Regions from separate parts of the Homo sapiens genome. Here regions 2 and 3 are each linked to region 1. A link is a contact called in ENCODE Hi-C or POLR2A ChIA-PET data. All regions are on one chromosome and are shown on one strand. The core of a region is the stretch at or near the end of the contact, and the rest is flanking DNA. Distances in the headings are between cores, read along the strand shown. Region 1 holds the start of RERE-AS1 (RERE antisense RNA 1). Region 2 has its middle 36 kb from the start of SLC25A33. Region 3 holds the start of KIF1B (kinesin family member 1B).

Region 1 (4,649 bases), core at 806-3,305:
AGTGTAAACACTGTCCTGCAGAGACCACCATGCTGTTCTTAGGTAGGGGCTAAGGGCCAGATAAAGTGGGACTCAGGATGAAATCTATAGTTGGGAAAAATTCCTTGGCAGAGGCTTTTAAATGGCTGGATGGGGGAGATGGTTAATAGCCTAGTTATTAGGAAAGAGAGATAAAGGTCTGGCCTGGGACTGCCACTAGCATGAGCAGGAAAGGAGGGCGTTGAAAGACACTTTTTTTTTTTTTTTTTTTGAGACAGAGTCTCTGTCGCCCAGGCTGGAGTGCAGTGGCGCAATTTCGGCTCACTGCAAGCTGCGCCTCCCGGGTTGACGCCATTCTCCTGCCTCAGCCTCCCCAGTAGCTGGGACTACAGGCGCCCACCACCATGCCCAGCTAATTTTTTGTATTTTTAGTAGAGACGGGGTTTCACTGTGTTAGCCAGGATGGTCTCGATCTCCTGGCCTTGTGGTCTGCCCGCCTCAGCCTCCCAAAGTGCTAGGATTACAGGCATGAGCCACCGCGCCCGGCTGAAAGACACTTCTTAGGAAGAATACTGAGGACTTTATGATTTGACATTGGACCCGAGAAGAGGAAAGTACAGACTCATAGAAAATGGTAACAGAAAATAGTTACCACTGTAGACGCCTGCCTGCATTTTACAGAGTGTGGCTCTGAGGATTTGAGGGGGCTTAAGTTTGAATTCTGGCTTTGTCTCTGAGGAGTTGATCTAGTTACCTATCTGTGCCTCAGCTTCCTTGTCTGTAAAATGGGGATAATAATTGTACTTCTTCTTAGGTTGTAAAGATTTCGAATTAATATATATGAGGCTCCTGGCATATAGTAGGTACTTAGTAACTATTGGTTGAATGGATGATGTTCAAAGGATTGCATCACAATAAATGGAAGAAACAGGATCTGAATTTGTTTGTCCAACTCTGCCACCTTACCCTGATGTTCCAGAGTCAGCCTTTCTCACATGCTGCCTTTATTGTGTAGGCCTCTTTTACTGGACCTGTTAGATGTCACTTGGTATCAAGCCCACGTTCCGATTGCATGGTCCTGGCGTTCCACAGCCTGGCTCACTCCAGATTGCCCGCCCCAAGTCTGTGTAGACTGTCCCCTGTAACCCACCTCCCATTCTCCACCTCTGACCTTCACGGAGGGCCCGGTCACCAAGCCACCTCCCACCCCTGCAATAGTTGCCCACCCCTTGTGATCTCGCTGATGTCACTGCCTTGGCGAAGGCATTCTGAACTACTACAGACCACTGCAGTCTAGCCTTCTTGGGTCCCTTGCTGCACTGATGAGCTGCACCTCACTTCTTTATGCTTGGCCAGATGACATCTCAGAATGTTCTGTAATGACTTCACACATACTTATCTTACGTGCAAAAATGAATCACAGTTCAGTAAAGGTCCATGGCAACCTTTATTATCTTCCTAGACCCCTCTCAGCTAGGTGCTCAGTAAATACCTGAATACTTGAAGAATGGATTAAGCGGCAGGAATTCTGATTACTGAGGTGGAGTGTGCCAGTAGTTGAGGTCCTCATCTCATACCTGAACTGTGTCAGCAGCCTCTTTAACTGGTCTGTCCCTAATCTACACTTAGGCCACACTGCCACTGGCACAGTCCTCATCCAGTCTTTTCATGGAAAGCTCCAGCTTCAGCCTTTCTGCCAGCCTACAATTAGGAACTCTTCCGTGCGGCCTGAAGGGCTCTCTGCAACCGGATCCTTGCCTGCCTCTTTCGTCTTATCTGCTGGCACTCCATTCTGCACACCCTGTCCTCCTTGCAGTTCCCAGAATGTTCCCTGTGCCTTTTCCTGGCTGACTTCTGCTGGAAGCCCTGCTGGAGCCCACCTGGCAGGCTCACACTCTTCCTTGTCACTTCCTCTAAGACATCAGCAAGCAGAGTAAGTTGCTTCCTCTTCCTAGCTTCACCCACCACCCTTTGTTCCTCTGCTGCTTTTCTTGCAGGCCCTAGGACTGGTTTGTTTACCTGTCTGCCTTCCTGGGCAGACTGCAGCTCCTTGAGGGCAGGGCCATCTTTCCGTGCCGTCTCTCCCGGTGATATGCTGTGTGCACACAGCGTAGGATGCCTGTTGATCATATAAACGATACTTTTGTCAAGTAACAAAGGTCACTCCTCACACTAGAGGAGAGCTTGCTGCTTTCTTGTGCCTTGAGAGATTTTCCCTTCGAACTGTATGAATTATATTGAAAATTGACAATGATGAGTCATATCTCAGCAAGGGTGAAATTCAAAAACGCAAAGCCTCCACTACTGGAGTAGGAGGTTGCAGACTGGTCTTAAAAGGCTAAGTCTGGCCCTTCACTGAATCCGCCTGGCGGGTCTCAAACACAGGGAGTGGGAGGGACCCTCTGCCCGGTGGGCAGGTGATTTATTGGCTGGGAAGCTTCCGCGGTGATTTAGTTGTGAAGCGGCGGCCGGGGAAGTGCAGGCTAATGCCTGGGCCGCCAGGGAGAGGCCGCCCACAATCGCGGGCCGGAAGGGACCGCGGGGGGCGTCGGGGCCAGCCCCCCGTTTCGCAGCTGAGGCGGGGTTGGGGCGGAGGGCGTGCGGCCGGGGCGCAGCCGACTTCGTCCATCCGGAACGTGGGCTGGAGACCCAGCAGCCTGGGAAGGGCCCCAGCCCTGTGGGCGCCCTCTCCCCACGCTTGCTGCGGTAGGGAGGAAGTTTCTGTGCTTTACCGCCTTGATGTTCTCCTGTCCGGAAGGAGGACACAGATTCCAGCGCCGGGTGCCCTGGAGGCTCCGGCCTCGGGGTGGGGGTCGGGCCGGGGGCGGGGCCGGGGCCGGGGCGCGGGGCCCCGGCTGGCGGACAGGAGGGCGGCGGCAATCCAGGCCGCCTTTTGCAGCCGCCCGCGGCCGCGCCGGGCTCTGCGCGCCGCGCTCCTGCCTCCTCCCCCGTCAGCGGCGGCCCCAGCCCCGCGCCCCCCGGGCCCCGCGCCGCGCGGCCCCGCCGCGGTCACACGCCGAGCCACCCGCGGCCGCCTCCGCCCTGCGCTTTGTGGAGCCGGAGCCCAGTGACAGGCGACGGCCTCTTGCCGCCCCGGACCCCGGGCGCTTACCTGTGGCTGCTGGGGTCGGCCGCCCGGGACCAGGCTGGGAGCCCCGAGGTGGGGGCTCGGAGCCAGGAGCTGCCCCCACCGGGGCGGGGAGGGGTGCTCGGGAGGCATGGGACAAAGTGAAAGTCTCCGGGCTGGGGTTAGGGACGAGTCTGCTGCGAAAATGGATGGGGGCGGCGAGTGGCGTCGGGAGGGCGGAAGGGGTGCTGGTTATTCTCTGGTGTCTCGGAGTGGCTTTTAATGACGGACGGTGGGGCAGGCCCGCTGGCTTTCGTGTTCCCGGTGGGCTTCTGTGATACTGGTGCCTTCCGGTGCCTCCTGGCAAATTCTTTGGATTAAGGAAAGCGGCCTTTTAACCCCCTAGGGTTCCCTTCTGGAGAAGAGTCACCGGGTTTGGTTCTGTTTCCCCTTTCTGCTCGACACTTCTGGGAAGCTTGGTTCTCAGGTGGGAAAGCAGTTGTGTTTTATTAAAACATGGAGCATATTTATACCTTCGTGCACCAGAATGTGTGCCTGGTGGAAGAGGGGGACAGATTGCTTCTTAGCCTCAGACGCAGGACGTCCTTCTCTTAAACGCGCTGCCCTGCGTGGTGGGTGGGATTGGGGTTCTGATGAAGGTAGCTGGGGCCTGCCCTGGCCAGTGGGTCCCAGCTGAGCTGCTGACATACTCTCCGAGCCTCGGCAGTATTCCCTAGCCGAGACTTTTTTTGTGGTTGTTATTCTGCTGATTGTAGATATCTTTGCTTTGCTGACATCCTGTTTTGTTTTTGGTTTTTACATCCCATTTGTTTCTTTTTATCACAGAAACGCTTCGTTAAGGGACTCAGGCAGTACGGGAAGAACTTCTTCAGAATTAGAAAGGAGCTGCTTCCCAATAAGGAAACAGTGAGTACAATTGGACTTTATGTAACTTGATTTTTTCCTCTTTGCTCCTGCTGCCTCTCCACATTTGATCTTATGAAATGGTTTCCTTTAACCCTGCGCTGTGCTCAGACTCGGGCTGGCCTCCAGAATTCTCTCCGTTTTACTCCCTTGACTTTTAATTTGAGTTCATAATTTTTAGATAGTAAAGTGACAGATTATGCTTATCCGCCTGGAGAACATAGACTTCTGTTGTAACTCTGAGAACAGAAAGGTCTTTGGGAACAGAGGGTTAGTTGTGGGGGAAGGATTGTTGGAGAGTTAACATCAAATTTTAAACATAGTGGCTGGAATAGGAAATAGCATTTTATCACTAGTTTGAATTTGGTAATTGGCAGAAATCATCAACCAAACCAGAGGTTTGTGGCTTATTATACTTTGAGTTCTGGGGGATTTTTTCCATTTTTCAATGTTGCTCTGTTTTGAAGAGGAGTTTTAACTCTTTAATATTCTATCCCTGAGAGTTTGCACTTTCCACTGGACAGATGTACAAGGGGATCTTATAAATTGCTTAAATGGAGCTTTACAAAAAACTACTTAGTATTTCACAAAGCTGGGGGTCAGAGCTGACAAATGTGCCCGATAAACGTGAGGTAGAAGGATTTGCTGAGGAAAATACAGAGTGAAATTATATGAAGAG
Region 2 (4,064 bases), core at 1,184-3,683, 1.1 Mb before region 1:
AGCCACAGGTGAAGTCACACCTGGAGCCTCCCAAAGCTGGAAGAAGCAGGGAAGGGTGCTGCCCCAGAGCCTTCGGAGACAGTGTGGCCCTGCCAACACCTTGATTTGAACTTCTGGCCTCTGAAACTGTGAGAGACTCAATTTCTGTTGTGTTAAGCCACCCAGTTTATGGCCATTTGTTACAGTAGCCACAGGAAATTAATACAGTTCTTCTGGGTCTCAGCACCTCATCAATAATGTATTGTCAAATAAAGCAGCGTTTACCACAGGCTGGGGACTATGTAGGTTAAGCCTTTTATCTATTTACACTGTCTAATCCTTGGAATAATCTGTAAGGTAGGTGCTGCTATATTCCGGTTTTGCCAGTGCAGGAGAGCGGCTCAGACTGGGTGAGTGTCCTGGCCGCAGAGGTGGCTGGTGGGGCCCTGCTGTGTGAGCAGGTGGGGCCTGCTGTGGCTCCCTCCTGGGCTCTTGCTCTTGGCCACCTGATACAGGAGCACAGAGAATGTAACATGTATAGCCACCGGCCAGGCCCTGTCCCTGAGATCTTCAATTCTGTGCACTGACTCGCACTCCAGGGGGGCCTGAGAGGCTGCGGGAGGATTAAAGGGTTACGTTCAAGCCTTCAGTGGCAAGGCCTGGAAATGATGCTGAAAGACTCTCGTGGCCCTGCCTGGAAAGACCTTTTTTTTTTTTTTTTTTTTTTTTTTTTTTAATTGAGATGGAGTCTCACTCTGTTGCCCAGGCTGGAATGCAGTGCTGCCATCTCGGCTCACTGCAACCTCCACCTCCCAGTTCAAGAGATTCTTCTGCCTCAGCCTCCTGAGTAGCTGGGATTGCAGGCATGTGCCACCACACCTGGCTAATTTTTGTATTTTTAATAGAGATGGCGTTTCACCTTGTTGGCCAAGCTGGTCTCGCACTCCTGACCTCAGGCGATCTGCCCACGTTGGTCTCCCAAAGTGCTGGGATTATAGGCGTGAGCCCCGGGCCCAGCCTGGAAGGACTTCTCTTGCAGCTCCTCTTCCTGCCCCCGCAGATCCCTACAGTAAGTACCCTGGATGGGAGAGAGATGCTTGGTGGCGATTGAGAGGTCAGCACTGGAAGTCATCCTGGAGACCCGGCCCCTCCTGGTACAGGTGTGGCATTGAGTGTGAATGGAAAGAAAATGTTGGCCCATGGCTTGATATGGGGGCATGGAAACAGGAGCGATGGTGGATGTTGAAGGCTTGGCAGTGCACAAACAGGGCTGCTTCGGAAGGGACCATGCGACAAACAGGGCCCGGGGTGTGGTGGGCTCACTGAGACCCCTGTGATGGGGAGGACCCAGCCTGGCCCTGCCCACAGCCACAGCCTCTAAGGACGGTGGTGCTTCTCCCCCCAGGCTGTCCACTTGCACCCCTCATGCCTCACCCTGGAACCCCAGAAGAAAGCAGCAGTGGTTGTTTAAATAATAAAAAATTTGGCCAGGTGCAGTGGCTCATGCCTGTAATCCCGGCACTTTGGGAGCCCGAGGTGGGTCGATCATTTGAGTGAATGAAAAAATCTCAAGAGTGAATTTTAGGTCAGGAGTTTGAGACCAGCCTGGACAACATAGTGAAACCCCATCTCTTCTAAAAATACACACAAAAAATTAGCTGGTTGTGGTGGTGCACACCTGTAATCCCAGCTACTAGGGAGGCTGAGGCAGAAGAATCGCTCAAACATGGGAGACATAGGTTGCAGTGAGTGGAGATTGCACCACTGCACTCCAGCCTGGGGGACAGAGTGAGACTTTGTCTTAAAAATAAAAAAATAGGCTGGGTGCGGTGGCTCACACCTGTAATTCCAGCACTTTGGAAGCCCGAGGCAGGTGGATCACCTGAGATCGGGAGTTCGAGACCAGCCTGACCAACATGGAGAAACCCTGGCTCTACTAAAAATGCAAAATTAGCCAGGTGTGGTGGTTCATGCCTGTAATCCCAGCTACTTGGGAGGCTGAGGCAGGAGAATTGCTTGAATCTGGGAGGTGGAGGTTGCGGTGAGCTAAGATTGTGCCACTGCACTCCAGCCTGGGCAACAAGAGTGGAACTCCATCTCAAAAAAATAAATAAAAAATAATAAAATTAAAAAAATACATAAAATAAAAACATTAATAATAAATAGGTGTGGGTCCTGGGGTGCAGGGCTCTGAGGAATGCTCATTCAAGGCAAGTGATCTTTAGCCCCGTGACCTTTCCAATGCCAGCTGGGGAGCTCATCCGCCTGTCCGGCCAGAACAAATGAAAAACAGGCACCCGGGAGTCACCTGAGCCACCACCCTGTGTTCCCTCCTCTTCTTGGAGTGAAATAACAGCCCGGCTGATGCCATGAGGTGAAACTAGGGCCCAGGAGCCGCCGGCCCCTCATGGGACAGACTGTACGGCCCAGGCTCCTCCGGGCCTGGCCAGCGTGGTTATTTATAAGCCCTGGCTGCCTCCAGTGTGCCTGGATCAGACTGGCTTGTTTGGGTCACCGGTGCCAAGTTTTTTCTTTCTTTTTCTTTTTTTCCAATAAGAATCTACGTCTGAGCATGGACGGAATCCCAGAATCAAATCACTGGATCAATACTTGGTCACCAAACACATTCGAGACCTCAAAAGCTCAAAGGTGAGGTTTTTCTTCCACCTTTCCTCTGGACAAATGCCTTGACCGTGGGAAGGAAACAGTGGAGCTCTGGGTTGGAGGGGGCGGTGCTCCCAAGAGCATCTCCCTAAAATTTGCCCCGATGGTGTCCTTTCTCAGAGATGGACATATCGAAACTTTTCTTTCTTTCTTTCTTCCTTCCCTCCCTCCTTCCTTCCTTCCTTCCTTCCTTCCTTCCTTCCTTCCTTCCTTCCTTCCTTCCCTCCCTCCCTCCCTCCCTCCCTTCTTTCTTTCTTTCTTTCTTCTTTCTCTCTTTTTTCTTCTTTTTCTTCTTTCTTTCCTTTTCTTCTTCTTTTTTTTTTTTTTTATGAGACAGGGTCTCACTTTGTCACCCAGGCTGGAGTGCAGTGGCACGATCATAGCTCACTGCAATATCCATCTCCCAGGGTAAAGCGACCCACTTGCCTCAGCCCCGAAGTAGGTGGGACTACAGGCATGTGCCACCATGCCTGGCTAATTTTTGTTTTTGTTGGTAGACATGGGGGTTTCACCATGTTGCCAAGGCTGGTCTTGAACTCCTGAACTCAAATGATCCTCCTGCCTCAGTCTCCCACAGTGCTGGTATTACAGGCATGAGCCACTGTGCCCAGCGGGAGTTTCATTTTTATTTGCAAAGTAGACTGAAGTCCCTGGAGAAAAGGCTTCAAAAACATATTTTATAGGACTTAGGGCTGTGCTGTGCTTTTCACAGGCCCTGGGTACTTTTTCTTTTGTGAGTACCTTCTCCATTAAAATTTTTTTAAAATTATATTTTATAGCCACATACGATTTTACAGATAAAATCCAAACTGGAGTCGTTATGATATGTATTTATGATTATATTCATATATATTTATTATATATTTATATATTTATTCATATATATTTATTATTATATTCATATTTTCCTCCTGATTTTATTTTTTATTTATTTTTATTTTTTTTGAGAGGGTGTCTCCCCCTGTCACCCAGGCTGGAGTGCAGTGGCGCCATCTCGGCTCACTGCAACCTCCACCTCCCGGGTTCAAGTGATTCTCCTGCGTCAGCCTCCCGAGTAGCTGGGATTACAGGTGTGTGCCACCATGCCCGGATAATTTTGTATTTTTAGTAGAGACCCACACCTGTTTACTATTAATTATTTTATTTTATTTTTGTGTTTTTAAATTTTATTTATTTATTTATTTTTTTGAGACGGAGTTCCACTCTTGTTGCCCAAGCTAGAGTGCAATGGCGCAATCTCGGCTCACTGCAACCTCTGCCTCCCGGATTCAAGCAATTCTCCTGCCTCAGCCTCCCAAGTAGCTGGGATTACAGGCATGCACCACCATGCCTGGCTAAAGAGAGGGGGTTTTGCTGTGTTGGCCAGGCTGGTCTCAAACTCCTGACCTCAAGTGATCTGCCCATCTCAGCCTCCCAAAATG
Region 3 (4,662 bases), core at 1-2,500, 1.8 Mb before region 1:
GCCCCCGCACTGGACGCAGAAGATGAATAGAGAAACACGGAATTTCACCCCAACAAGAATGGAATCTTGAAGGCAGTTTACCTTGGAAGCTCATTTAGCAATCAAGGAAAAAAAAAAAAAGGGATCTGGAAGCTCCATTCTGGCGTTAGGGGCGGGAATGTTTTGTGTTGCATGAACAATGACTAGCTTGCTCAAGCAGCCTCCCAACCCCCACAACTTGGCTTCTGGTCTGGCCAGTCACCCTGAAAGCTGCCAGGGCTGTCACTCGGTGCCTTCCAACAACTGGACTTGGCTCCTAAAGGATTTGTCAGATCATCCTCCCAATATGGCTGCCCGAGTAATCCCAGTCGGCTGAATGCCGAGACCACACCAGCCTTCCTCACACCTGGCCAGCATCCAACAAGCCCCCTCCCTTCCTATCGCACCCCTCTTTCCAGGCCTCGAGCCCTCGGCTCCCCCAGCGCCAAGCGATGACCTTTCCTATCGCCATCTGGCAAAGGGCATAACCACATTCCCAGCCGAAGCCCGATGCCCACCACAAAGGAGGAAAGGGGAGAGGGAAAATGAGAAACGATGGCTTCAAACGAAGCACAGCCGCCCCCCGGGCTGCAACGTGCGCGGAGCCCAGGGAACGGCCAGGCAGCGGCGGGTCTGGAGAGCGCTGGGCACAGCCGGGGCCTGGCAGCGCGGGGGAAACGGAGGGCCGGTGCAGGGCACTGCGGGGGCCCCAGCCGACCGCTGGACGCCGGCCCGGGACTCGCTGCTGGCCTAGGGAGGGGTCCCCTCCCCCGAGGGCGAGGCTCCCGCACCCGGCGCCCGTCCCGCGCTACCTCCCCTCAGACCCCGCCCGGACCCCGGCCCGGCCGCTCCTCCCCGCGGAAGCGGCCCCCTCCCCAACCCCGCGACCGCGGCGCCAACCGCGGCCAGCCCCGCCGCCTTACCTCAGCCGCGCTGCAGACCGACGGGCGGACCGGGTCAACAGGAGCCGCGGCGCGCGGGGGCGCGGGGGGCCGGGCACCGACGCACCTCAGCGCGAGCAGCGGCCGCCGCGAGCCGCAGGGCGCCGCTCCGCAGCCCCATCACGCAGCAGCCCGGCACCGCATCGAGGTGGGAGGTGGGCGGTGGGCGGCGGACAGGAGTGCGCGAGTGCGGGAGGCCAGGGCGCGGCGACGGCCGGCGGTGACGGCTGCGGAGGACGGGGAGCTGCTCCGACGCGCGCGGGCGCCTCCCAGGACCGCTGCCGTCACACTGCCCCGCTTCGGCCCTCGCGAAACTCCGCCCGCAGTCGCCGGCGCGGGACACCGCCCCGAGCTGGGCCTCTGCGCGTCACCTCGTATCCGCCCCGGCGCCCGCGACGGACACGGGCTGTGACCAATCACAGCACAGAGCTCGGGGCGGCCAGCCAATCGTAGGGTGAGCCGGGGAGTGGGGCTGCTGCGGGGGGCTGCAGGAACATCGAGCGCCCCCTGGTGGCCCTCGGGCCGGCTCAACCAGGGGTGCGGGCTGGCCAAAGCCGGAGCCCGGAGTTCCCTCCCGGGTGACCCCCAAGGGCATTCGTCGGAATCAGCCGCCCCCAGCCACCCCGATAATCCGCCTTATACGGGGACAAAAGATTGACTGAGTGGAGCGGGGCGGGGCCCAGGGGTCCTGACGCCCGCAGAGGAGCTGGGATCAACATGGGAGGCGCCGAGAGTGGAATCATTGTCCGTCGGAAAACATCTCGCAGGCGGAACCGGCCGAACGCGGCGCGGTGGGAGCGGAACCCCGAGAGGGGATGAGCGCATCCCGCGGGAAGCTGCCTGGCCTATTCTTACAGAACCCGAGCAAAACACCTCCCACGCGCCACCTCGGGAGAGAAGGCGGAATGAGTAATGGAAAAGCATGACTTGGTGGGCATTCCACTTGTCTCCTTGGGAGACCGCGGAAGGGCTGTGAGGAGAGGAACAAACGCTTTGCACCGTCCCTGAGTTAACGAGCCCAGCCCCCTTCTGGGAGATGCCCTTGAAGGAGGGAGAGTGGAAGTTAGAAACCCGGAGGACACAAAAGCACGAGCAGTGATTTCTTTAAAATCAGATTTAGATTCAGCTGGAAAGAAAAATCTCACTGTTCAGAAACTGTTCAATTCAGTACTTAACAAAATATAATCTTCAGTGATAATATATTCAATTATCAGGCCCAGGCCGAGCACTATTACTTTATAAGGTTGTGAATTATTTTTATTTACTAGCAGACATTGAAAGTAAAATCACATGTCTTCCCCTGAATTAAATACAGTATTATTGTGAGTAAAAGGTATTATGTACAAGCATATGCACTAAAACATCGAAATTAATTTTCTACACTAATAATTCTGGAAAATCTCCACCACCACTCAAGTCCTCAGACTCTTCATCCGCTTTTATTGATCACGTCTCATTTTATAGAATTTAAGCTCCACCTACCTGCAAAAGGATTTGACATAGCTTACACTAAAGCATACAGCAGTGAAACCGTATAGCTTTAAAATAGGCGTAAAATTCATAATAATGAAACAAGCAAGAGACTTTTTAAAAGCTGTTTGAATGAGAGGCATGCCTAGAAAGAAAAATTTTTTTGTTTTGTTTTGAGACAGAGTTTTACTCTCGCCCAGGCTGAGCTCAGTGGCACGATGTCAAATCTCTGCAACCTCCGCCTCCCAGGTTCAAGCGATTCTCCTGCCTCAGCCTCCCGAGTAGCTGGGATTACAGGTGCCTGCCACCACGCCCGGCTAATTTTTGTATTTTTAGTAGAGACGGTGTTTCACTATGTTGGTCAGGTTGGTCTTGAACTCCTGACCTCAGGTGATCCACCTGTCTCAGCCTCTCAAAGTGCTGGGATTACAGGAATGAGCCACCGCGCCCGGCCAGAAAAACAATATTTTAAAAATCCATAGTCAAGGAAATATGTTGCCACTGAGCACAGAACTCAGCTCTTAGCTTCCTGACGGCTAAGAGTAAAATGAAACTATAGTAGGTTAATAAAGAGGAACTCATCAATTCAACAGTAGACACCACTTCATCATAGCGTGGACCTCCTTGCGTAAATACTGTGGTGAGCGCCATGGAGAGTTACGAAAACCTGGGTGGCTGTATTGCTTGAGCTCTCAATGGAGCACAATCTAAAAAGAATCTAAAACGTAGTGAAGAACCAGGCGCGGTGGCTCACGACAGTAATCCCAACACTTTGGGAGGCTGAGGCGGGTGGATCACTTGAGGTCAGGAGTTCGAGACCAGCCTGACCAACATGGCAAAACCCCATCTCTACTAAAAAATACAAAAATTAGCCAGGCGTGGTGGGCACGCCTGTAATACCAGCTACTTGGGAACCTGAGGCAGGAGAATCACTTGAACCCGGGAGGTGGACGAGGCGGCAGTTGCAGTGAGCTGAGATCCTACCACTGAACTCCAGCCTGGGAGATAGAGTGAGACTCTGTCTCAACAAAAAATAAAATAAAATTTAAAACAAAAACGTAGTGAAGAGGGTGTGATTGTGATTGGCAGGAGAAGAAGCTAGCCAAAGGGCACACAGAAGGCACAGAAGGGTCAATAAAGGCAAAGAAGGCTGCTCCAGGATCCAAGGCCAAACAGCCCACTCTGCATAAGCCTTTTGCCTCTCTGACAGATGAAGTCACACTGCCCAGCCAGTTTCTCAGATTACAAATTCTGTATAAAAGCATCTCTTTAAAATGATAAATAAATTACTAGAAAATTGAATGTAGCCATGATCTGGTAGGGCTGTCTCTGGAATGCAAGGATACGAGAACATCAGAAGTCCTAGTCACGTGGTGCACTGCCACTCTCCCATCACAATCACAATCACAATCAGGTTTCTGGATACAAAATCAATACACAAAAATCCGAAGTGTTCCTTTTTGATAGGAAGACTTTATTATTACTATTATTTTAGACAGGGTCTCACTCTGTCACCCAGGCTGGAGTGCAGTGGTGTGATCACAGCTTACTACAGCCTCAACCCTTGCCCCCTGGTTTAATCCATCCTCCCACCTCAGCCTCCTGAGTAGGTGGCACTATAGGCACACACCACCACGCCCAGCTAATTTTTCTATTTTTTGTAGAGACGGCTGGTATCCAGCTCCTGGACTCCAGTGATCCATCAACCTCAGCCTCCCAAAGTGCTGGGACTACAGGTGTGAGCCACTGAGCCTGGCCTTTATTGCTATTTTTAATGGGATCTTTTTAAAAAATCAAGTCTTCCCGGCCAGGTGCTGTGGCCCACGCCTGTAATCCCAGTACTTTGGGAGGCAGAGTAGGCTGATCGCTTGAGCCTAGGAGTTTGAGACAAGCCTAGGCAACATAACGAGACCCTATCTCTACAAAAAATACAAAAAAAAAAAAAAAAGTAGCCAGACATGGTGGTATGTACCTGTAGTCCCAGCTGCTTGGGAGGCTGAGTGGGAAGATCAATTGAGCCTGGAAGGTCAAGGCTACAGTGAGCTATGATTGCACCACAGCACTCGAGCCTCAATGACAGAGTGAGATCCTGTCTCAAAAAAAAAAAGAAAGAAAGAAAAAAAGCAATAAAAGCTATTCAATATTTAAGAATAAATGCACCTGTAATCCCAGCACTTTGGGAGGCCCAGGTGGGTGAATCACTTGAGGTAAGGAGTTCGAGACCAGCCTAGCC

The links. A loop is a pair of places that touch in the nucleus more often than their neighbours do. ChIA-PET counts read pairs that join two places held with the same protein, here RNA polymerase II (POLR2A). Pooled maps may share reads with other maps.
Region 2: a loop to region 1 is called in a pooled map, with 9 times the contacts of the local background. The contact joins the enhancer-like site here to the promoter of RERE-AS1 in region 1. A Hi-C loop is called at or near these places in 1 of 168 maps with a recorded cell type or tissue (gastrocnemius medialis) and 1 of 50 pooled maps. POLR2A ChIA-PET finds 5 or more read pairs at or near these places in 1 of 52 experiments (activated T-cell).
Region 3: a loop to region 1 is called in a pooled map, with 2.2 times the contacts of the local background. The contact joins the promoter of KIF1B here to the promoter of RERE-AS1 in region 1. A Hi-C loop is called at or near these places in 2 of 50 pooled maps. POLR2A ChIA-PET finds 5 or more read pairs at or near these places in 2 of 52 experiments (OCI-LY7 and WTC11).

What each region holds. Positions count from the first base shown.
Region 1 is chr1:8,422,051-8,426,699 of GRCh38, reverse strand. RERE-AS1 (RERE antisense RNA 1) reads right to left here and starts at 2,055. Exons shown (of 4, transcript NR_125999.1): 1 at 1,999-2,055. RERE (arginine-glutamic acid dipeptide repeats) reads left to right here. Exons shown (of 23, transcript NM_001042681.2): 12 at 3,893-3,973. RefSeq lists silencers at 2,466-2,605, 2,916-3,255.
Region 2 is chr1:9,501,785-9,505,848 of GRCh38, reverse strand. No RefSeq gene overlaps it. Among named protein-coding and RNA genes, the nearest start is that of SLC25A33, 36 kb to the left of the region's middle. Within about 2 kb of position 2,433, at least 6 of the 41 ENCODE cell types and tissues checked have a DNase peak (open chromatin) inside an H3K27ac peak, as active enhancers do; they include gastrocnemius medialis, where a contact is called at or near this core.
Region 3 is chr1:10,207,158-10,211,819 of GRCh38, reverse strand. It overlaps KIF1B (kinesin family member 1B), which reads right to left and starts at 1,250. Exons shown (of 49, transcript NM_001365951.3): 1 at 942-1,250. RefSeq lists an enhancer at 1-117 and silencers at 1,019-1,538, 1,569-1,648, 1,735-2,029.